Linked DNA regions of Homo sapiens: region 1 is linked to region 2. A link is an interaction called in ENCODE POLR2A ChIA-PET data of the cell type or tissue named here. Cell type or tissue: A673. All regions are shown on one strand. Links, peaks and the distances in the headings refer to the core of each region. The heading gives the core; the rest is flanking DNA.

Evidence for each region. ChIA-PET counts read pairs that join two places held together with the same protein. Peaks named below come from ENCODE experiments on the same cell type or tissue, not always from the same donor. Only the 100,000 strongest peaks of a DNase experiment are listed, where the experiment ranks them.
Region 1: POLR2A ChIA-PET joins it to region 2 with 12 read pairs; 5 of 35 experiments call an interaction of 5 or more read pairs at or near these places.

Annotation. Positions count from the first base shown.
Region 1 is chr17:67,744,429-67,756,590 of GRCh38, reverse strand. NOL11 (nucleolar protein 11) reads right to left here. Exons shown (of 18, transcript NM_015462.5): 18 at 12,060-12,162. Among named protein-coding and RNA genes, the nearest start is that of SNORA38B, 9.8 kb to the right of the region's middle. RefSeq lists silencers at 3,284-3,578, 9,064-9,358 and enhancers at 3,395-4,174, 4,175-4,954. In A673, for the core only: no CTCF peak of the experiment used is centred there; no DNase peak of the experiment used is centred there; H3K27ac peaks cover 1,140 bases.
Region 2 is chr17:67,812,997-67,825,158 of GRCh38, reverse strand. No RefSeq gene overlaps it. Among named protein-coding and RNA genes, the nearest start is that of BPTF, 6.4 kb to the left of the region's middle. RefSeq lists an enhancer at 1-408. In A673, for the core only: no CTCF peak of the experiment used is centred there; no DNase peak of the experiment used is centred there.

The DNA of each region.
Region 1 (12,162 bases), core at 2,638-10,637, 68 kb after region 2:
GAGAGGGTGAGGAGAGGAAATGCATGGTGAGCAGAGGTTGTCTTGTTATGCAGATAAAAGATCTCGCAGGTAATAGAAGTTCTCTTGCAGCAGCCCTCAGAAGAACAGGTGATAGTCTGTGATGAACTCTAGGTGTGGGGTCAACCTTCAGTCTCTCCTATGATACAGTTAATCTTCTCTTGTTGATGAGACTCCTAGGGAGGGGATTCATGACAATTCTATTCCTTCTAGAAAGTCTATCTGTAATTGCCCAATGGGTTCTTCCTGCCTGCTGCCTGGAAAAGCCAATACAATGAGAACAGCAGGAGTGTTACAGCAGAGAAAGAATTTAATGATTGCAAGGCAGCCGAGTGGAAGGACAGCAGATAATTCTCAATCCACTCCTCTGAGAATTCAGAGGCTGGGATTTTTCAAGAATTGTTTGGCGAGCAGGGGGCTAGGGAACAGGTAATGCTGACTGGTTGGGTCTGCAATGAAATCACAGGGGGTTGAAGGTGTCTTCTTGCCCTGAGTCAGTTCCAGAGTGGGGTGGCAGGACTGGTTGAGTCAGTTTCTTGGTATAGGTTACTGGTTCAGGTGGTGCTAGCTGGTCCATCAGAATGCAAGGTCTGAAAAATACCTCAGGCTGGGCACGGTGGCTCACGCCTGTAATCCCAGCACTTTGGGAGGCCGAGGTGGGTGGATCAGGAGGTCAGGAGATCAAGACCATCCTGGCTAACATGGTGAAACCCCGTCTCTACTAAAAAAACAAAAAATTAGCCGGGCGTGGTGGTGGGCACCTATAGTCCCAGCTACTCAGGAGGCTGAGGCAGGAGAATGGCATGAACCCGGGAGGCGGAGCTTGCAGTGAGCCGAGATTGCGCCACTGCACTCCAGCCTGGGTGACACAGCGAGACTCAATCTCAAAAAAAAAAAAAAAGGAAAAATACCTCAAATACCACACTTAGGTTTTATCATAATGATGTTATCTATAGGAGCAATTGGGGGGTGGGTTACAAATCTGGTCACCTCTGGCAACATGACTCCTGAACTGTAATTCCAACCTTGTGGCCAATTTGTTAGATTTACAAAGGTGGTTTCGGTCCCACAGCAAATAGGGGATTCATTTTGGGAAGGAACTGTTAATCATCTTTTAAAGTGAAACTGTAAACTAAACTTCCATAGTTAGCTTGGCCTAGGCCCATGAATGAGCAAAAAGTTAGCTTGTGAGGTTAGAAGCAAGATGAAGGCACTATGTCAGATTTATCTCACTGTCATAATTTTTGCAAAGGCAGTTTCATGTCTTTAGGCAGACAAGGGAAATTCAGAGAGACCCCTTCTTGTGTTTTAGGGAAGAGGTTGTGAGCAGGAGATCAGAGAGACCTTGGTTCTGAGGTTGCCTCCAGTCTCCATTAGTTCAAAATACTCAGCATGCCAAAGTGCCATATTTTTTTTTTTTTTTTTTTGAGATGGAGTCTCACCCTTTCACCCAGGCTGGAGGCTGGAGTGCAATGGCACAATCTCGGCTCACTGCAACCTCCGCCTCCTGGGTTCAAGTGATTCTGCTGCCTCAGCCTCCCAAGTAGCTGAGATTACAGGTGCATGCCATCATGCCCGGCTAATTTTTTGTGTCTTTAGTAGAGACGGGGTTTCACCATGTTAGCCAGGCTGGTCTCAAACTCCTGACCTTGTGATCAGCCCACCTCGGCCTCCCAAAGTGTGGGGATTACGCGCCCAGCCCAAAGCGCCATACTTTAGTGCATCACTTCCTGAGCCCATAGCTTAGAGCAGGTAGAGCAAGGCTCAGAGCACAAGAAGGAGAGGAGGTAGGGTGGCGAGATCATGCAGTGCTCTGTGGGCCTTAGTCAGGAATTTGGATTGTAGTTTTTGTTTTTTTTTTTTTTTAGACAAGGTCTAGCTCTATTGCCCAGGCTGGAGTGCAGTGGTGCAATCACGGCTCACTGCATCCTCCACCTCCAGGGTACAAGTGATCCTCCCACCTCAGCCTCCCTAGTAGCTGGGACCACGGGCGCATGCCACCACACTTGGCTAATTTTTTGTAGAGACAGGGTTTTGCCATGTTGCCCAGGCTGGTCTCGAACTCCTGACCTCAAGCAATCCACCCACCTCCGCCTCCCAAAGCACAGCTTATGGGCATAAGCCACCATTCCCGGCCCTGGCTTCTATTTTAAGACCGCAACAAGAAGTCATTAAACCTTTTTTAGAAAAAAAAATGGTAAAATTCACAAAACAAAAGTTGCCATTTTAATGTGTACAATTCAGTGATATTTAGTACACTCAATGTTGTGCAACTATCATCATTATCCAGTTCCAGAACCTTTTCCTCACCCCAGAAGGAAAACCCCAAACCCTTTCAGCAGTCACTCCCCATCCTTCCCCGACCCACCGCCTGCCCGCTGCAGCCCCAGCCCCTGGCAACCCCTAACCTGCTTTCTGTCTCTATGAATTTGCCTCTTCTGAACATTTCATACAACTAGAGTCATACAACACACAGCCTTTTTAAACTGGCTTCTTTCATTCAGCGTCATGTTTTCTAGATTCATCCATGTTATAGCATGGATCAGTACGTGGAAACTTTTTATTTATTGAATTAATTAATTTTTATTTATTTATTTATTTATTTTTTTAGACAGAGTCTCACTCTGTCACCCAGGCTGGAGTGCAGTGGTGCAATCTCGGCTCACTGCAACCTCCGCCTCCAGGGTTCAAGTGAGTCTCATGCCTCATCCTCTCAAGCAGCTGGGACTACAGGTTTGCGCCATCACGCCCAGCTAATTTTTTGTATTTTTAGTAGAGATGGGGTTTTACCATGTCGGCCAGGCTGGTCTCAAACTCCTGGCCTCAGGTGATCTGTCCACCCTGGCCTCCCAAAGTGCTGGGATTATAGGCATGAGCCAGTGTGCCGAGCCTTAGTTTTTCTTTCTTTATTTTTTGTAGAGATGGGGTCTCCCTATGTTGCCCGTGCTGGTCATAAACTTCTGGCCTCAAGGGATCCTCCTGCTTTAGCCTCCCAAAGTGCTGTGATTACAGACATGACCCACCATGCCTCGCCAGAACTTTTTTGTTTTTCAATTTTTGTTTGTTTTTCTTTCTTTATGCACCGCTAAGAGTAGTATGAGGAAACTTTTTAAAGGGCATGTGAACTGATACGATTTATGTTTTAGGATCATCTGCTGTGAGAAGAATATTCTAATAGGAGAGAAGCCAGAGGGAAAGCAGGCAGTCAGTTGGGGGCTGCTGCAGTGGGGAGGGCGAGAGATGCTGGAGAACGGGTCGGTGGCCACAGTGGAAATGGAGCAGGGAATGGGGCACCAGCCGTTCCAAGCACCAGCACCGGAGTGGACTCCATGTGGGGCTTGCAGCTGGACCAGACATGCTGCACCTGGGAAATATCTCACAGGGAAGGTGCACAGGAATTGCTGATGGATGAGGGATTCGAGAAGTGAGGTGCCAAGTACCCAGGAAGTCCAAGGTGGGATTGAGGAGGGGAACAGAAGTGGGGGAAAATTGGCCGGACGCAGGGGCGCACGCCTGTAATCCCAGCACTTTGGGAGGCTAAGGTGGGTGGATCACCTGAGGTCGGAAGTTCAAGACCAGCCTGGCCAACATACTGAAACTCCATCTCTACCAAAAATACAAAAATTAGCTGGGTGTGGTGGTGCATGCCTGTAATCCCAGCTACCCAGGAGAATGAGGCAGGAGAATCTCTTGAACCCGGGAGGCGGAGGTTGTGGTGAGCCAAGATCATGCCATTGCACTCCAGCCTGGGCAACAGGAGCGAAACTATGTCTCAAAAAAAAAAAAAAAAAAAAAAAGTGGGGGGAAAATCCAGAATTCCATTTTGAGTACATTAAGCTTGAGATATCTAATCAAAAATGTTAATCAGGCAGTGGAAATTCAAATTTAGGAATTAGTGGGGAAGTCAGAGCTAGAGATAAAAATTTAAGGATCACTAGCCAGAAGATTGAGTTTAAATCCAGGAGAATATGTATTGAATTATATGCATTATAATAAAGCTATTTCCACCCTCAAGGGTGACCAAGAATAAGAGGTCTGTAAATCTATTACTTCTCGGCTCCTAGCAAAAAGCAGAATATTCTGCATTTGAATGAGTAATCAGCATTCACAAAGACATCCACAGAGGACTATATTCAGAGCCCATAGCCCCATTCCACACACCTCTTTGCATTTCTATTGCTGCTACAGTTAATCAGCCCAACAACAAGGTAACACTCACCCATTGTGTAAGTAAAAGAAATTTTGCCTTTCAATAAGGAAACCAGGGCTGGGCACAGTGGCTTATGCCTGTAATCCCAGCATTTTGGAAGGCTGAGGTGGGCGGATCACGAGGTCAAGAGATTGAGACCATCCTGGCCAACATGGTGAAACCCCATCTCTACTAAAAAATACAAAAATTAGCTGGGCATGGTGGCATGCACCTGTAGTCCTGGCTACTCGGGAGGCTGAGGCAGGAGAATCGCTTGAACCTGGGAGGCAGAGGCTGCAGTGAGCCAAGATTGCGCCACTACACTCTGGCATGGTGACAGAGCGAGACTGTCTCAAAAAAAAAAAAAAGAAAAGAAAAGAAAACCAACAAAGTGGGTCAGGCTCCTGTTCATTGAGGACACTTAACATCAAAGAAATCAAACTCTTTTATTTTTTTTGAGACAGGCTCTCACTCTGTCACACAGGCTGGAGTGTGGTGGCATGCCACTCTCTGCAGCCTGGAACTCCTGGGCTCATGCCATCTTCCCACCTCAGCCTCCCAAGTGGCTGGGACTACAGGTAGGCACCACTGGGACCAGCTAATTTTTTATTTTTTGTAGAGACGGGGTTACCCAGGCTGGTCTCAAACTCCTGTGCTCAAGAGATCCTCCCACCTTTGATGCAGGATTTTTCTTAGTCACTTTGCCAGCTGGAGATTTCCAGCTGGCAACTCCCCTGCCCAGGCCTTGCTCAGGCCTGGGCTTGCTGCAGGAGACACCCTGTCTACTCAGCCTGCTGGGCTGCACCTGGCTTGCACTCCAGTGCAGGTCCCATAGCTGCCACTACTGTGTGCTTAGCCCCTGGCAGGACGGGGTGTGTGAGTGAGGGAGTGTGGGGTCTGGCTGGCCGTTCCAAGTGCTGGCAGGGGAATGGGCTCCATGTGGGGCTTGTAGCTGGACCAGGCATGTCACAAGTGACTCCCATGGTGGACTCTGGCATCCAGAGGAGGGGAACACGGTGGCACCCAGGCAGGGGTGCCCATGACCCTGAAGCCCCAGAGGGGGTGTTACGGCATGCAAATTAGCTCTTTTAGTCCCTTTGTCCGCAGCCTGATGGACAATGCCATGTTAACAACACCATCAGTCCTGTTGCCCTGCTCTGGCCCAAGGCTCCAGGGCTGGCTTGGCCCTGCTGCTGCTTCCCATCACATGAGGCAGCTGCTCTCCACTGGTGGAGGGTGTACAGCCTTCTTTGTACCCGTGCTTGGTGGGTCCCAAGTTCTTATCCCCTGTCCAAGAAGAATGAGGTTATACTGACAATAAAGGGTGACGAGGGTGGAGAAGAATTTTAGTGAGTGACAAAACAGCTCTCAGTAGAGACGGGATGTGAGGGTGGTCCCCTACTCAAAGTCAGGTGGTCTCTCACTCAGTGTGGCTGGGTCTGGGGCTTTTATGTGCTCAGAATAGGGAGTGCTGATTGGTTTGTGGGTAAGCAAAAAAAGGCTAAAACAAAGGCACCACTCAAAGGTGGGCACGACAGTGTAATACACCAATTAGGGAAGGGTATATACATGTAAAACAGGTGCAGGGTGGGGATCAATCAGAGGAAAGTGTGCCAAACAGGAAGACAGTTTCCCAATCCAGTCTGTGGACTTACCCAGGACTTGTAGCTAGGCTTTAAACTGTCTTTGGCTTGAAGTTTGGGTTTCACTGGGGATCTGCCCCTGTCTGCCTAGGGTTTGTCTGCCTCCTGCTGCTATCACCTTGGCATCCCAAAGTACTGTGATTACAGGCCTGAGCCACCATGCCTGGCCAACTTTTGCTTTAATGGAAGGAAAAAAATATTCACAATGTGTTTTCCAGTAAAATAATTTTTCCTTTTTGTTTTTGGTGTACAACATAATCTTTTGATATATATATACCTTGTGGAATGGCTAAATCAAGCTAATTAACATAAATATTACCTCACATACTTATTTTTGCCTGTGGTAGAATACTCAACATTTATTCTCTTAGCAATTTTCGTGTATATAATCTATTAACCATAATCACCATAGATTTTGAAATTGCCTTTGCAGAAATTATAGTAGTAATGGAAGTCTGACATAACTGACTCCATCTTGCTTCTACCAGACTAAGTTGCTTTTGGTCATTCCATTTTTTTTTTTTTTCTTTTTGAGACAGAGTCTTGCTCTGTCACCCAGTCTGGAGTGCAGTGGCGGAATCTCAGCTCACTGCAACCTCTGCCTCCCATGTTCAAGCGATCTCCTGCCTCAGCCTCCTGAGCAGCTGAGATTACAGGTGCCCACCACCACACCGGCAAATTTTTGTATTTTTAGTAGAGATGAGGTTTCACCAAGTTGGCCAGGCTGGTGCTTTTGCTTATTTTTATGCAGAGGCCATAATAGTCCTTCCCTTGAACTAATCTCCTTTGTTCAAAAATTGAAACCAGCCAGGCATGGTGGCTCACGCCTGTAATCCCAGCACTTTGGGAGGCCGAAGCGAGTGGATCATGAGGTCAGGAGTTCGAGACCAGCCTGGCCAACATAGTGAAACTCCATCTCTATTAAAAATACAAAAATTAGCCAGGCATGGTGACACACGCCTGTAGTCCCAGCTACTCAGGAGGCTGAGGTGGGAGAATCACTTGAACCTGGGAGGCGGAGGTTGTGGTGAGCCAAGATCGTGCCACTGCACTCCAGCCTGGGCAACAGAGTGAGACTCTTGTCTCAAAAAAAAAAAAAAAAAAAAAGAAATTGAAACTGAGGCTGGGCATGGGGGTTCACACCTGTAATCTCAGCACTTTGGGAGTCCAAGGCAGGCAGATTACCTTGTCAGGAGTTCGAGACCAGCCTGGCCAATATGACAAAACCCCATCTCTACTAAAAATACAAAAATGAGCTGGACATGGTGGTGCATGCCTGAAATCCCCACCACTTGAGAGGCTGAGGAATGAGAATCACTTGAACCCAGAAGGTGGAGGTTGCAATAAGCCGAGATCACGCCACGGTACCCTTAGCCTGGGTTACAAACCGAGACCTGGTTAAAAAAAAAAAAAAAAGATAACTGTTGAAGCTGGGCGATATGTATGGTATTTGTTAAACTCTTTTTTTTTTTATGTTTGGAGTTGTCTATAATAAAAAGAAAAAGAAGGAACCTACACAAGTTTAAAATACATAATCAGTCTCTGTGAGCTAAAATTTTGTTGACTTTTTGCAGTTTTGTGTTTGTGTCCACCTTTCCTAGGTTTATTATACTATTTTATTGTACATGTCTCTTTGTGAAAGAGGCAATGCATAAATAAAAAGCCTATACCAAAGCTAATAGAAGACTTAAACTTCCTGATTTTCCTAAGGGAATCATGCACTAAACTTGAAAATAGTGCAAACTGAATTCTGTAGAGTATGCTGTTGCATATTATAAGCTATTGTCCAACCCAGTAATGTAAAGTAAAGAAATGGTGCATGTGGTCTATGCAAATCCAAGAACATTTTCTTCAAGTTTATTGTTCTCTAAGTGAATCTTATTTTATTGAGATAGTCTCACTTTGTTGCCCAGGCTGGAATGTAGTGGTGCTATCTCGGCTCACTGCAAACTCTGCTTCCCGGGTTCAAGCAATTCTTGTGGCTCAGCCTCCTGAGTAGCTGAGATTACAGGCATGTGCCACCACGCCCAGCTAATTTTTGTATTTTTTGTAGAGATGGAGTTTCGCCATGTTGGCCAGGCTGGTCTCGAATTTCTGGCCTCAAGTGATCTGCCTGCCTCGGCCTTCCCAAGGGCTGGGATTACAGGTGTAAGCCACTGCGCAAGCCCAAGTTTATTTTACTTCTTTCCTTTTTTTTTGTTTTTTGAGACAGGGTCTTGCTTTGTTACCCAAGCTGGAGTACAGTGGCACAAACATGGCTCACTATAGCCTCAACCTCCTGGGCTCAAACGATCATCTCATGTCAGCCCAAGTAGCTGGGACTACAGGCACGTACCAACACAACCAGCTAATTTTTAAATTTTTGTAGAGACAGGGTCTCCCCATGTTACCCGACTACTGTGGTAGTTACATTTCCTGAGCTTAAGTGATCTCCCTGCCTCAGCCTCCCGAAGTGCTTGGATTACAGGCATGAGCCACTGTGCCCTGTTGGTCCAAATTCATTTTGAAGTAATATAAAACATCTGTATATTAACTATCCCTTACCTGGTGTATAACCAAACAAACCAGAAGAAATAGATGCTGTCAGCTCTGTGGTCTGAACGTATTAAACAAAGCATAACAAATTTGGCACTGACAACCCAAAGCATATGAATTCATCCAGAGATGAAAAGTAGCCAAGGATAATTAGGTTCACATGAAATTAAATTTAGACAAGAATTTCAATTTGTCAATTTACAGGGATTATGCCAATTTAGGAAACTGTAATTACCTCTCATATAGAGCCTCCCCATCCTGGTATTTGTGTTTCTGGGAGAGTAAATCAGTGTCAGTTGCTTGGCAAGTATGGAATTAGAGGGAAGATACTTCCAAGAAAAAAGAATTTCATTTTGGCAACAATGTGCAACTACCAGAAAGATCCCCTCCTCCTTCCTTCAGCTATGAAAGACATTACTGGGACAACTGTGGAAATCAGAATATAGACTGTAATCACTCTAGAGAACAATACTCCATTAATATAAATTTTCTGAATTTGATCGTTGTATTGTGGTCATGCAGAAGATGCCCTTGTTTTAGAGGATTAAGCTGAAGTATTTATGGGATTAAGCTGAAGTGTCTGGATGTCTGCAAATAACTCTCCAGTGGTTTAGGAACGAAAGAAAAAATACAGAGATTAGCAAAGCAAACATGATAAAATGTTACCAATTGGTAAATTTAGATGAAGGGTATATGGGTGTTGTTTTTGCTTGCAATTTTTTTTTAAGATTAAACTGTTCAAAAAAGAACTGGATATATGATCCAGAATGAACTCAACCATAATGATGTCACCAACAATTACAAAGAAGGCTAAGGAGGCAAAAAGCAAATAAATGCCGCATGTTAAGTAGTAATAACCCGTTAGCCCACATTTCCTTCGGAAAACAGATAAGGTTCATAAGAGGAAGTCATTTCCTTTTTTTATTTTTGAGACAGAGTTTCACTCTTGTCACCCAGGCTGGAGTACAATGGCACGATCTTGGCTCACTGCAACCTCCACCTCCTGGGTTAAATGATTCTCCCGCCTCAGCCTCCCAAGTAGCTGCAATTACAGGCGCACGCCAACAGGCCCGGATAATTTTTGGATTTTTAGTAGAGACAGGGTTCCACTATGTTGGCCAAGCTGGTCTCGAACTCCTGACCTCAAGTGATCTGCCCACCTCAGGCTCCCAAAGTGCTGGGATTACAGCCGTGAGCCACCGCGCCCGGTCAAAAGTCATTTTCTAGATGGAACTTCAGTTTAAAGAACAATTCTTTTATTGTTATATAGATGTAGTATATATTATATAATCAGAAATAAATCTGAGATATATAGTGTTATATGGCCTAGAGGAAGAAGACACACTGCCTATATATGATGAACATGGATAATTTACTTTCCAAGAAAAGGAACTATAGCAAACCGTCAGAATTTTACTCTGTAGTTAGATAAAATCTATTATTCAAAGACTTTATTCACTAACCATAACACCTGTTATGTCCCAGTGGACCTAGGCTTAGTCCTTGCCTTGAAGAACAGCCTATCAGAGTGTCTGCATATCTTTTTAAAATCCTAGTTTACTTTTAGTAATTTAGATTGCAGGTAACCTAGAAATAATTTATAACTACTATTTAAAGGCAATTATGCCCGGGTGCAGTGGCTCACACCTGTAATCCCAGCACTTTGGGAGGCCGAGGCAGGTGGCCTAACTCACTTTAGGCCAGGAGTTCGAGACCAGCTTGGCCAACATGGGGAAAGACTGTCTCTACTAAAAATACAAACATTAGCCGGGCATGGTGGCATATGCCTGTAATCTCAGTTACTTGGGAGGCTGAGGCATGAGAATCACATAAACCTGGGAAGCAGAGGTTGCAGTGAGTTGAGATCGCACCACTGCACTCCAGCCTGGGCGAGAGAGTGAGGCTCTGTCTCAAAAACAAAATGAAATAAAGGCAGTTACAATTTTCTACTCTAATTAAAATGGCATATAATTCTGAAAACCATAATACAGTTTATAGTCTTGTTTGTGGTAGTTACATTTCGTCAAGTATCTGATTCCTTACCATGTAAGTTATTTTTCAATGCAGAAGCCAGTCTTTAAGTACAAAATTAAATCAAAAGTCATGAAGAGTAAAATGTCAATCTATGAACTGACTGCCTCTGCATTTCAGTTGTTTATCTTCTTTTTACTGGCTAAGAGTTCACAGATCAATGAGACTTGTCTCTTTAATTATGGGTTCTTAGATATAAAATAAGAATCCACTACGCTAAAGCTCAAAATTCTTATAAAGAAAAGCTTAGGAACTCATAATTTTATATTATCTGGATGTCTGCAGATAATTCTTAAATGGTTCAGCAAAAAAAGATAAAAAGGTGGGGCCGGGCGTGGTGGCTCACGCCTGTAATCCCAGCACTTTGGAAGGCCAAGAAGGGCAGATCACCTGAGGTCAGGAGTTGCAGGCCAGCATGGCCAACATGGTGAAACCCTGTCTCTACTAAAAATACAAAAATTAGCTGGGTGTGGTGAGGCATGTCTGTAATTCCAGCTACTCGGGAGGCTGAGGCAGGAAAATTCCTTGAACCTGGGAGGCAGAGCAAGACTCCATCTGAAAAAAATGATAAATAGGCCGGGTGCGGTGGCTCATGCCTGTAATCCCAGCACTTTGGGAGGCCGAGGTGGGTGGATCACGAGGTCAAGAGATTAAGACCATCCTGGCTAACACAGTGAAGCCCCATCTCAACTAAAAATACAAAACAAATTAGCCGGACCTGGTGGCAGGTGCCTCTAGTCCCAGCTACCCAGGAGGCTGGGGCAGGAGAATGGCATGAACCCGGGAAGCAGAGCTTGCAGACTCCGTCTCAAAAAAGAAATAAATAAATAAATAAATAAATAAATAAATAAATAAATGAAATAAATAAAAAGGGGATATGCACCATGGAGACCGTATTTTTCATTTCTGCTAAGTACTGTATTACCGCTGAGCAAAAGGTCCCATTACATAAAGAGAACATGGTTTTTTTTTTTTTTTTTAAGGAGTTTCACTCTTGTTGCCCAGGCTGGAGTGCAATGGCGCGATCTTGGCTCACAGCAACCTTCACCTCCCAGGTTCAAGCGATTCTCCTGCCTTAGCCTCCCCGAGTAGCTGGGATTATAGGGATGCGCCACCATGCCTGGCTAATTTTTTTGTATTTTAGTAGAGACGGGGTTTCTCTATGTTGGTCAGGCTGGTCTCGAACTTCTGACCTCAGGTGATCTGCCCGCCTCAGCCTCCCAAAGTACTGGGATTACAGGCGTGAGCCACCGCACCCGGCCGATTTTTTTTTTTTTTCGAGACAGGGTCTTACTCTGTCATCCAGACTGGAGTGCAGTGGTGCTATCTTGGCTCAGCGCAACCTCCGCCTCCTGGGTTCAAGTGATTCTCCCATCTCAACCTCCTGAATAGCTGAGACTATAGGAACGCACCACCATGCCCAGCTAATTTTGTATTTTTTGGTAGAGATGGGGTTTCACCATGTTGTCCAAGCTGGTCTTGAACTCCTAACCTGAAGTAATCTGCCCGCTTCCGCCTCCCAAAGTGCTTGGATTACAGGCGTGGGTCACCGTGCCCAGCTGAGAATGTCATCATTAATAGAGGCTTTACCCTGTTCCTTTGGGATTTCTTTTCATTAAGGCCTACTGAGAGATTAAAAACAATGGAGGAGAACCTGTTTATTAACGGCCACATGTGTGACTAAAGTTTACATACAGTGCCTGACCTAAAACGCAGCTTTTCACTACTGCAAGGTAAATTCAGCCA
Region 2 (12,162 bases), core at 2,825-10,824:
TCGGAGAGGAAGGCAAGGGAGCCCCCAAATATCATTCCCTTCCCTCCCCCTATGGAAACTGATGCTGAAAGAGCCAGCGAGAGAAAGAAAAAAAAAAGTCGCGGAGAGGGGCGGCCCAAGCGACCGAGGGCACCGGGCAGCGCCAGCGACAGAGGGAAATTAGTCGAGGGGACAGAGAGACAAGCCCCCTGAACTTAGGAAACTCTGAAGCATGGAGCTGGAGTCCAGAAAATGACTCCAATGACAACTGCTCCGGATCTGTGCCAGGAGCCACGCCCCGGGCTGCCACGCCCGGAGGGAGGGGCGCCCTAAGACCTGTAGCGTGGAATCCGCACTGGGAAAGCCTCAGTAAACTCCAGAACGCAACTACTGCACGTTCCAATGTCCCGCCACCTTCCCAGTGCCCCAGCTAGGACTTCGATCACCTCAGCAAGAACTTACCTCTCCTTTGCAGTGGAAAAGAGGGAATCCTGCCTAAAACCTACTTCACGGTGTTAAATGTTTGTATTATCGGGAAATAACCTTAATTTATTGACCTGACAAGTCACTAGGTTTCAGCTTAGCCCAAAGGACGAATCATGATGACATTTCAGGCACCCTCAAACCTTATCACAGCGACTCAACCCTGAGTGGTTGAGGTCAGCTCTTTAGATAAGAGAAAGGTGTTATAAACATATGAATATTTATTGAGAGAAGTGACAACCGAAAAGTAATTTAAAGAAAAATAGTTGGCCGGGCGTGGTAGCTCACACCTGCAATCCCAGTCCTTTGAGAGGCCAAGGCCGGATGATAGCTTGAGGTCAAGAGTTCAAGACCAGCCTGGGCAACATAGCAGGACCTCGTCTTTAGAAAAAATTTGAAAAATTAGCCGGGCATGGTGGTGTGCACCTGTGGTCCCAGCTAGCGAGAGGCTGAGGTGGGAGGATTGCTTGAGCCTGGGAGGTGGATGTTGCAGTGAGCCGTGATTGCACCACTGCACTCCAGCTTGGGTGACAGAGCAAGACCCTGTCTCAATTTTTTTTAAAAAAGATGCTGGGCGCGGTGGCTCACGCCTGTAATCCCAGCACTTTGGGAGGCTGAGGAGGGCGGATCACCAGGGCAGGAGTTTGAGACCAGCCTGGCCAATATGGTGAAACCCCATCTCTACTAAAAATGCAAAAGTTCTGTACTAAAAATACAAAAGTTAGCCAGGCGTGGTGGTGCGTGCCTGTAGTCCCAGCTACTCCAGAGGCTGAGGCAGAAGAATCGCTTGAGCCTGGGAGGTGGAGGTTGCAGTGAGCCGAGATCGCACCACTGCACTCCAGCCTGGCAACAAAGCAAGACTCCGTCTCAAAAAAATAAAAATAAAAATATCTAACAGAATTCTGCATACCAAATGGCTTATTTCAGTCTTGTTAGGAAAATGGAACACATATGTGAAATGAAAATTAAAATACAAGCACTAATTGCCAGAGAAATGCATTCAATACAATTTGGTCGAGCTCTAAGGGTGACAAATGTGTATATGTCTCCAGGGACCAGGTAAGTAATGTAAGTCAATAAAGTAGGCAAGATGAAGACCTAGGCCAATGGAGGTGCCCATATTTTGTTTGAAGAGGGTGGTCAGGCACGGTGGCTCAGGCCTGTAATCCCAGCACTTGAGGAGGCCAGGTGGGCGGATCACTTGAGCCCAGGAGTTCGAGATTATCCTGGGCAACATGGTGAAATCCTGTCTACTAAAAATACAAAAATTAGCTGGGCATGGTGGCTCATGCGTGTAATCCCAACTACTTGGGAAGCGGACAGGAGAATCGCTTAAACCCAGGAGGCAGAGGCTGCAGTGAGCCAAGATCGTGCCACTGGACTCCAGTCTGGGTGACACAGCAAGACTCTATCTCAAAAAAAAAAAAAAGGTAGTGAGGAACTGAGAATTTTATTTGGAGACACAAAAATTGAAACCTTAAATATGCATATCCCAGCGATCTTGGTTCACTGCAAACTCCTAAGCTCAAGCAATCCACCCGCCTCCCTCCCAAAGTGCTGGGATTACAAGCTACAGCCACTGTGCCCAGCCACCCTCTTTAAACAAAATACGGGGCCAGGGCCGGGCGTGGTGGCTCATGCCTGTAATCCCAGCACTTTGGGAGGCAAAGGCAGGCAGATCACTTGAGGGCGGAAGTTCGAGACCAGCCTGGTCAACATGGTGAAACCCTGTCTCTACTAAAAACTAGCCAGGTGTGATGGAGCACCGGTAGTCCCAGCTATTTGTAAGACTGAGGCAGGAGAATCGCTTAACCTGGGAGGTGGAGGTTGTAGTGAGTGCAGATCACACCACTGCACTCCAGCCTGGGCAACAGAGCGAAAGTCTGTCTAAAAAAAAAAAAGCGGGGGGCACTTCCATTGGCCAAGTCCTCATCTTCCCCTACTTTGTTGACTTTCATTACTTACCTGGTTCCTGGAGGCATATACAGATTTGTCACCCATAGTGCTCAACCAAATTATATTGAATACATTTATTTGGCAATTAGTGCTTGTATTTTTTCATTTCACATATGTGTTATATTTTCCTATCTAGATTGAAATAAGCCACCAGGCGCAGTGGCTCATGCCTGTAATCCCAGCACTTTGGAAGGATGAGGCGGGCGGATCACCTGAGGTCAGGGGTTCGAGATCAGCCTGACCAACATGGTACAACCCCATCTCTACTAAAAATACAAAAATTAGCTGGACGTGGTGGCACTTGCCTGTAATCCCAGCTACTCTGGAGGCTGAGACAGGAGAATCGCTTGAACCCAGGAGACGGAGGTTGCAGTGAGCCAAGATCGCACCACTGTACTCCAGCCTGGGCGACAAAGTGAGACTCTGTCTCAAAAAAAGAAAAAAGAAATAAGCCATTTGGTGGACAGAATCAGAATCCTGTTAGGTTTCCTTTCTTTTCTTTCTTTCTTTTTAAATTTTGAGACGGGGTTTTGCTCTGTCACCCAGGCTAGAGTGAAGTGATGCAATCGCAGCTCACTGCAACGTCCACCTCCCAGGCTCAAGCAATCCTCTCACCTCAGCCTCCCGGGCAGCTGGGACCACAGGCGCGCACCACCATGCCCAGCTAATTTTCAAATTTTTTCTAGAGACAAGGTCCCACTATGTTGCGCGGGCTGGTCTCGAACTCCTGGCCTCAAGCTATTCTCTGGCCTCGGTCTCTCAAAGGGCTGGGATTGAAGGTGTGAGCCACCATGCCCAGACAACTATTTTTCTTTAAATTACTTTTTGGTAGTCATTTATTTCAATAAATATTAATATATGTTTATATTGCACTCCAGCATGTGTGACAGAGCAGGACCCTGTCTCAGAACAAAACACTACAGATTGATAAAAATATAAGCAGTCTTGGCCCGGTGTGGTGGCTCACACCTGTAATCCCAACACTATGGGAGTCTAGGGTGGGTTGATCACCTGAGGTCAGGAGTTTGAGACCATTCTGGCCAACATGGTGAAACCCCGTCTCCACTAAAAGTACAAAAATTAGCTGGGCGTGGCGCTGTGCACCTGCAATCCCAGCTACTAGGGAGGCAGGAGAATTGCTTGAACCCAGGAGGTGGAGGTTGCAGTCAGCCGAGATCGTGCCACTGCACTCTAGCCTGGACGACACAGCAAGACTCCATCTCAAAAAAGAAAAAATAAATAAAAAATAGGCAGTTTGGATATAGCCCAGAGTCTACTAGTTTGCAATGTATATCCTACATAGTGTGTAAAATGCTATGTACTGCCAGGTGCGGTGGCTCATACCTGTAATCCCAGCACTTTGGAAGGCTGAGGTGAGAGGATCACTTGAGCCCAGTAGTTTGAGGCAACATAGTGAGATCCCCAGCTCTAAAATTAAATAAGTATGCTATGTATTATAGGGAATACAAAGATATTAGAAGTGGGAATACCCTTCAAAATTTATAATTGAATAGTAAAGCAAAATTATTTACAAAAAGTGTACAATAGATGGAATGAGAGGTGTTTTGCATAACTTTTTTTTTTTTTTTTCAAGAAATGGTCTCGCTCTGTCACCCAGGCTGGAGTGCAGTGGCGCGATCTTGGCTCACTGCAACCTCCACCTGCCGGGCTCAAGCCATCCACCCACCTCAGCCTCCTGAGTAACTGGGACTGCAGGTGGCTGCCACCTTGCCCAGCTAATTTTGTATTTTTTTTTAGTAGAGACAGGGTTTCGCCATGTTGGCCAGGCTGGTCTTCAACTCCTGACCACAAGTGATCTGCCCGCCTCAGCCTCCCAAAGTGCTAGGATTATAGGCACGAGCCACTGCGCCCAGCCTACGACATGTCTTCTTGGGGAAGGGAGCGCTACTGGACATTTTTTGGCTAAGTGGAACAAATACTCAGTTCCTGACAAGCTGCACAGGTATGTGGTCACCTGGCTTTCAATCTTTGCTGGGGCCCAGGAGCAAAGTAAGACCAGTTTCCAGAAAGAATATTTATTAGCCAAAGAGAGCAAGGCTTTGATCCAAAACCCTAAGCACAACCATAGGATGCTCCTTTGCAGGGTTTTCATGCGCCCTTCATACAGCACCCCAGTATGTGGTTGTCCAGAGAGTGCTGTTGGGTACATTGGGTCATGAGGACCAATTAGCAGAAGTCCTTGCACCACAGCCTGGACCTGCTGAAGAATCTTCTCTTGCTCTGCCTTGTGGCTCAATGTTAGCAAGGCCTCAGGTCACTCTGAAAATGGGTTAAGGCAGCACAAACAAACGTGGTATATATAGTCTTCTTCTTCTTCTTTTTTTTTTTTTTTTTGAGACGGAGTCTCACTCTGTCACGTAGGCTAGAGTGCAGTGGCGTAACCTTGGCTCACTGCAACCTCTGCCTTCTGGGTTCAAGTGATTCTCCTGCCTCAGCCTCCTAAGTAACTGGGATTCGAGGCACACAGCTAATTTTTGTATTTTTAGTAGAGACGGGGTTTTACCATGTTGGCCAGGCTGGTCTCAAACTCCTGACCTCAGGTGATCCACCTGCCTCAGCCTCCCAAAGAGCTGGGATTACAGGCATGAGCCACCATGCCCAGCCTTGTATATCTAGTCTTCTAAATCCAAAGAGAGCCACCAAGCATCCAGTACTGTCAAATGAAATCACCCCATCCATAGTCCTTGACTTCTTTTTTTTTTTTTTTGAGATTGACTTTTGCTCTTGTTGCCCAGGCCGGAGTGCAATGGCGCAATCTCAGCTCACCGCAACCTCCGCCTCCTGGGTTCAAGCGATTCTCCTGCCTCAGCCTCCAGAGAACTTCATTACATCTGTTATATGTCCCTTAGCTATGGCCAGTCTTCAAGACTTGCCTTGAAGTCCAGGTGGCATGGGTGATTTTGTTAAAATCTTTTGCCATTGATTGCAAACACTGTGCTCCAAACAATGTCAAATTGGCTGTCAGAGTCTCATTCTGTATTACTAGATACATATTTTCTACCATTGGCCGCAGAAGACTAGAGTGAGAGTTACAGACCACTCCCATTCCATTTCCCTGAGCATCTACGGCCTACCACCACTCTGGTACCAATTTCTTTATTGGTTTTTTTTTTTTTTTTTGAGACGGAGTCTTGCTCTATCACCCAGGCTGGAGTGCAGTGGCATGATCTTGGCTCACTGCAACCTCTACCTCCTGGGTTCAAGCGATTCTCCTGCGTCAGCCTCCCAAGCAGCTAGGACTACAGGTGTAAGTCACCACTCCCGGCTAATTTTTTTTGTATTTTTAGTAAAGACGGGGTATCACCATGTTAGCCAAGCTGGTCTCAAACTCCTGACCTTGTGATTCACCCACCTCAGCCTCCCAAAGTGTTGAGATTACAGGCGTGAGCCACCGCGCCCGGCAAATGTGAGCCTTTTATGGCACTTGTCTTTTTTTTTTTGAGATGGAGTCTGGCTCTGATGCCCAGGCTAGAGTGCAGTGGCATGATCTCGGCTCACTGTAACCTCTGCATCCCGGGTTCAAGTGATTCTCCTGCCTCAGCCTCCTGAGTAGCTGGGATTACAGGCACATGCCATCATGCCCGGCTAATTTTTGTATTTTTAATAGAGTTGGGGTTTCACCATGTTGGCCAGGCTGGTCTCAAACTCCTGACCTCAGGTGACCTGCCCACCTTGGCCTCCCAAAGTGCTGAGATTACAGACGTGAGCCACCATGCCTGGCCTATCGGTTGAGTTCTTGATGGCAAGCAACAGAACCATTGCCTACTTCAAGCTCACAGAATCTCTGATAGTGCCCAAGAATGAGGCTCTGAGACTTTGCAGCCAACAAGTGTCCAAAATCAGGCTATAGAATTGGACCAGTGAGGACAGCATGATGGCAGCTGCCTGGCAGAAAGCCCAGCTTGTCCTGGTAAAGCATCAATCCAGGGCCACTGCTTCACAGCTGTTCTGGCTTCCAGCTAAAAGGCTGCGCTGGGTGTGCCTGAGTGCAGGGTCTAGCAGCAGGAGGGACCATGATGGCAAGTGCCTGGCATCTTAGTTCCCATAGTGGGTTACAGGCTACATATAATGTGAAGGGTTCCTTAAACCTGGGAGGGAGTTCAGATTGGATGGAATATGACAGGCTAGGTGTGGTGGCTCACACCTGTAATCCCAGCACTTTGAGTGGCTGAGGTGGGAAGAACACTTGAGTCCAGGAGTTTGAGGCTGCAGTGAGCTATGATTGTGCCTCTACATTCCAGCAGTCTGGGCAACTAAGCAAGCCCTTGTCTCAAAAAAAAAAAAAAAAAAAACGAAAAACGAAAAACAAACAAAAAAAAACAGCCACGCAGAGAGAAACCAACCTGATATGATTTAAACTTAGATGAGTTGGGTAATGTGTCACACATCTGCAGTTAAGGCTCAGAAAGTCAGAGGACAGGAACTGATTTATGAAGGAAGTGATTAGCTCTGTGACGTCAGATGGGTCAATCAACCCTGACCGAGCCCCAGTTTGCTCACAAATCAGTTAAGGGGGCTGGGTTAGAACCAGACTTTCCAATACTTTCCACATATATAGCACCCAATGAAAATTAGCAGGGGATATGGAATGTGGTTTAAAACATTTCTTTAAAGAATACAATTGGAATAAAAACAAAATATATATGGAGAAGATATTAAATATTGCATTTGTAACACTTTCCCCAAAAAAGCCCTCTTTTTTTTAATGAGAAATTTGAACTTAAATCCGTATACCTAACTTTTTATTCTGTTTTGCACTCTAAATAGCTCATGTAAGGTAAGTCCTGATTGAGTCTCTTTAACTGATCTGTTTCTTTTTATCTTTCTTTCTTTCTTTTTTTTTTTTTTTAGAAATGGGATCTCATGGCCGAGCGCGGTGGTTCACACCTGCAGTCCTAGCACTTTGGGAGGCCAAGGTGGGCGGATCACAAGGTCAGGAGTTCAAGACCAGCCTGGCCAACATGGTGAAACCCCATCTCTACTGAAAAAAAAAAAATACAAAAATTAGCCAGGCGTGGTGGTAGCGCACTCCTGTAATCCCAGCTGCTGGGGAGGCTGAGGCAGGCGACTCGCTTGACCCCAGGAGGCGGAGGTTGCAGTGAGCCGAGATCACGCCATTGCACTCCAGCCTGGGTGACAGAGCGAGACTCCATCTCAAAAAAAAAAAAAAGAAATAGGAAATGGGATCTCACTCTGTCACCCAGGCTGGAGTGAGTGATGCAGTCACACCTCTCTGCAGCCTCAAACTCCTGGGCTTAATGCATCCTCTCACCTCACCTTCCCAAGTAGCAGGGATTGTAGGCTTGAGCCACCACCCCTGGTGCGTGATCTCCTTAAATGACAAGAAACCATTTGCAACTGTATGTGCTAAAATAATTTAAGCCATCTTTTATAACCAAACATTCACAACAGTGGAAATGATATTTAAGTTATATTTAAAGCTCTTTTGTTTCTTTCATTGACAAATGTCCTTAGAACTTAGAATATTCCGGCTGGGCGCAGTGGCTCACGCCTGTAATCCCAGCACTTTGGGAGGCCGAGGCGGGCGGATCACCTGAGGTCAAGAGTTCGAGACCAGCCTCAACATGGAGAAACCCCGTCTCTACTAAAAATACAAAATTAGCCGGGCGTGGTGGTGCATACCTGTAATTCCAGTTACTGTGGAGGCTGAGGCAGGAGAATTGCTTGAACCCGGGAGGCGGAGGTTGCAGTGAGCTGAGATCGTGCCATTGCACTCCAGCCTGGGCAACAAGAGCGAAACTCCGTCTCAAAAAAAAAAAAAAAAAAAAAAGAACTTAGAATATTCCTTCTGGATTTTAGATCTAATCAAACTTGCCATAGCGAGTATTTCAAAATCATGATGAGGTTCCAGTTGACAGAACACAAATGCATTATTAGGACAATCACTTCACAGCCTGGACATCATTTGTGGTATATTGGCCAAAATTATCCAATACAAACGTATGTGAAGACAGAGTTTCTAAGCTGCCTGCCCCAGAATTCCCAACCCCCATCTCTTAATTAATTAATTAATTAATTATTATTATTATTCTTAGAGATGAAGTCTGGCTCTGTTGCCCAGGCTGGAGTGCAGTGGCGTGATCTCAGCTCACTGCGACCTCCGCCTCCTGGGTTCAAGCGATTCTTCTGCCTCAGCCTCGTGAGTAGCTGGGACTACAGGCACAAGCCACCACGCCCGGCTAATTTTTGTATTTTTAGTAGAGACGAGGTTTCACCATGTTGGCCAGGCTGATCTCGAATTTCTGACCTCAAGTGATCCGCCTGCCTCAGCCTCCCAAAGTGCTGGGATTATAGGCATGAGCCACCGCACCCAGCCCTCATCTCTTTCTCTCCTCTCTCTCTCTCACACACGTACACACACACACACACACACACACACACACACACACACACTCTGACACCTTCCTGCACATTGGATCGTTCCTTATACTTCTTGGGCTCCTGAGATAAACTCTTCTAGCATCTTCGTGGGTCCCTTGTCTACGCAGGCAATAATGTGCTATGCAACTGAATGCCAATGGTGGGCTCCTGCCCACCATCAGACCCCACCCTCTTAAGCCCGTCAGGGGATGAGGTTGTCATGAACAAAGTGGATCAGAGGCTGCGTACACCCTGAGAGCTTGGAGGATGAATATCTATCCCCACCCACCTCTTATCCTATTCACTGTGTATCAGTCTATAGCTCTCCAATCAGGAAGGTCTAGATTAGATCATCTCTAAGGTTCCTTCCAATACTGATCTCTATGATTATGATCTGGCTATTGCTCCTATTTAAGTGCGCTGAATTTGGGTTATTGACAAGATAATGAGGTGGAAATGTCCAAGAGACAGTTTGAAATGTAGACTGGGCTGAACGAAGTGGCTCACACCTGTAATCCCAGTACTTTGGGAGGCCAAGACGGCAAGATCACTTGAGGTCAGGAGTTCTAGACCAGCCTGGGCAAAATGGTGAGACCCCCTCTCTACAAAAAGTATAAAAATGAGCCAGGTGTAGTGGCACGTGTCTGTAGTCCCAGCTACTCAGGAGGCTGAGGTGGGAGGATCACCTGAACCCAGGAGGCAGAAGTTGCAGTGAGCCAAAATCACACTGCTTGCACTCCAGCCTAGGTGACAGAGTAAGACCCTGTCTCAAAAAAAAAAAAAAAAAAAAAAAAGGAAAAAGAAAGAAAAAAATGTAGACTGAAGCTCTGGAAGGATTGAAGCTGGGGGTATAAATTGGGAACCAGTCTCATTGAGATGAAAATTGCAGCCAGCAGACTATTTATCTATTTATTTTGAGACAGAGTCTCACTCTGTCACACAGGCTGGAGTACAGTGGCGCAATCTTGGCTCATTGCAACCTCCGCCTCCCTGGTTCAAGCAATTCTCCCGCCTCAGCCTCCCCAGGGGGCTGAGATTACAGGCATGCGCCACCATGCCCAGCTAATTTTTGTATTTTTAGTAGAGATGGGGTTTCACCATGTTGGCCAGGCTGGTCTCAAACACCTGACCTCAAGGGATCCACCCCCTTTGGCCTCCCAAAGTACTAGGATTACAGGCATGAGCCATTGTGCCCAGCCTCAGACTAAACTATTATAAAAGAGAAAGCAGAGAGACTAAGAGCACCTCATATATACCCTGGGGAATCACCTACATTTCAGAGCTGGAAGGAGAGAAGGAGTGGTCTACTTGATGATATGAAGCATGATCAATCAGTATCACTACTAGCTTTAGGGTGAAGGCATAGCCAAATTGGAAACTGGACAAATTTCAGAAACTATGCACCAAAACTTACAAACCTCAAATCCTAGTTTTCTTCCTATCTCTTTGGCCACTCCCGTTAGTCCTCAGCTTCTTTTTTGTTTTTCTTTTTTTTAGACAGAGTCTTGCTCTGTTGCACAGGCAGGAGCACAATGGTGCAATCTCTCCTCACTGCAAGCTCCGCCTCCTGGGTTCACGCCATTCTCCTGCCTCAGCCTCTCAAGTAGCTGGGACTACAGGCACCCGCCACCATGCCCGGCTAATTTTTTTGTATTTTTTTAGTAGACATGGGGTTTCACTGTGTTAACCGGGATGGTCTCGATCTCCTGACCTCGTGATCCACCCGTCTCGGCCTCCCAAAGTGCTGTGATTACAGGCGTGAGCCACCACGCATGGCCCACACCCAGCTAATTTTTGTATTTTTAGTAGAGACGGGGGTTTCACCTTGTTGGCCAGGGTGGTCTTGAACTCCTGACCTCAGGTGATCCGCCTGCCTCAGCCTCCCAATGTGCTGGGATTACAGGTGTGAGCCTGTAATTTGTATTTATTTATTTACTTGAGACAAGGTCTTGCTCTGTCGCCCTGGCTGGAGTGCAGTGGCGTGATCATGGCTCACTGCAATCTCAACTTTCTGGGTTCAAGCAATCCCCCCACCTTAGCTTCCTGAGTAGCTGGAACTACAGGCTCTCACTACCACACCTGGCTACTTTTTTTATTTTTAATAGAGACAGGTTTTGCCATGTTGGCCAGGCTGGTCTCGAACTCCTGGCCTCAAGTGATCTGCCTGCCTCGGCCTCCCAAATGCTGGGATTACAGGTGTAAGCCACTAGGCCCGGCCTCAGTTTCTTTAATGGACTGACTTACCTCCGCAGATTGGCTCAAATGTCATTACCCTCAGGCTTCTCTCCTGTTTACAGGTCTCTTGGACCACCCAGTCCAGTCTCATGATACTTGCCACCCAATATGCTCATGTTTCCCAAACCAGCAACTCTTGTCTAGACCCACGCTCTAATTAGCTGTTTCTCAAGCAACGTTTTGACTGGTTTTGTTTTTGTTTTTGTTTTTTTGCTTCCCTGGTACCTGGGATAAAAGTCCCCTGAATTAAAACATGAATATTCACCTCACCCAGTCCTCTGGGAGGTTCACCAGTCCCTGTTTTGGGAAGAATGGAGCTGAGCTCTAGCTGAGAAAAAAAACTCCATTCGGTGATCTAAAAATTTTGCAGCTTGGAAGTGCAAAAAAAAAAAATTGCAGCTTTGCACAGTGAGTCAGGGTGACCAACTTCTCCTAGTTTGCCAAAGAGTTTCCCAGTTTTAGTACTAAAAGTCCCAAATCCCAGGAAACCTCTCAGTCCCAGGCAAACCGGGTGGTTTGGTCAACCCCACAGGGAGGTGTTCTTTATGAGGCGTGGCAAGGGTGAAGGCTTGGCAAAGGGTGGCTGTGCCCATCAAACACAGACAGTTTATGAATACTTGAGTGGGTGGGACATACACTTTTAACTATTCCCTAGGGCCCCCAGCGCCTTCGCAGAGGTCCAGAAGAGCAGGTGGGGGCAATGGGGCAGTGAAATTTGGGTAAAAGGCTAATGTGACCTCATTTAAAACCGCAGGCTGGAGAGGCCCAGGGACTTTGGGTATCTATTTGCATAGCCAAGATCACACCAGATTCACATTTTATCTAGTACTTTTTGTATCTGTGACTCTGCCAGACATTGTTACAGTTTAACAGCTACATAATACTCCATCAAGAGAATATTTAGACTGGGCGTGGTGGCTCACACCTGTAATCCTGGCCTTTTTGGGAGGCCGAGGCGGATAGATCACTTGAGATCAGGAGTTTGAGACAAGGCTGGCCAACATGACAAACCCCATCTCTACTAAAAATACAAAAATTAGCCACATGTGGTGGCTCATGCCTATAGTCCCAGCTACTCGGGAGGCTGTGGCACAAGAATTGCTTGAA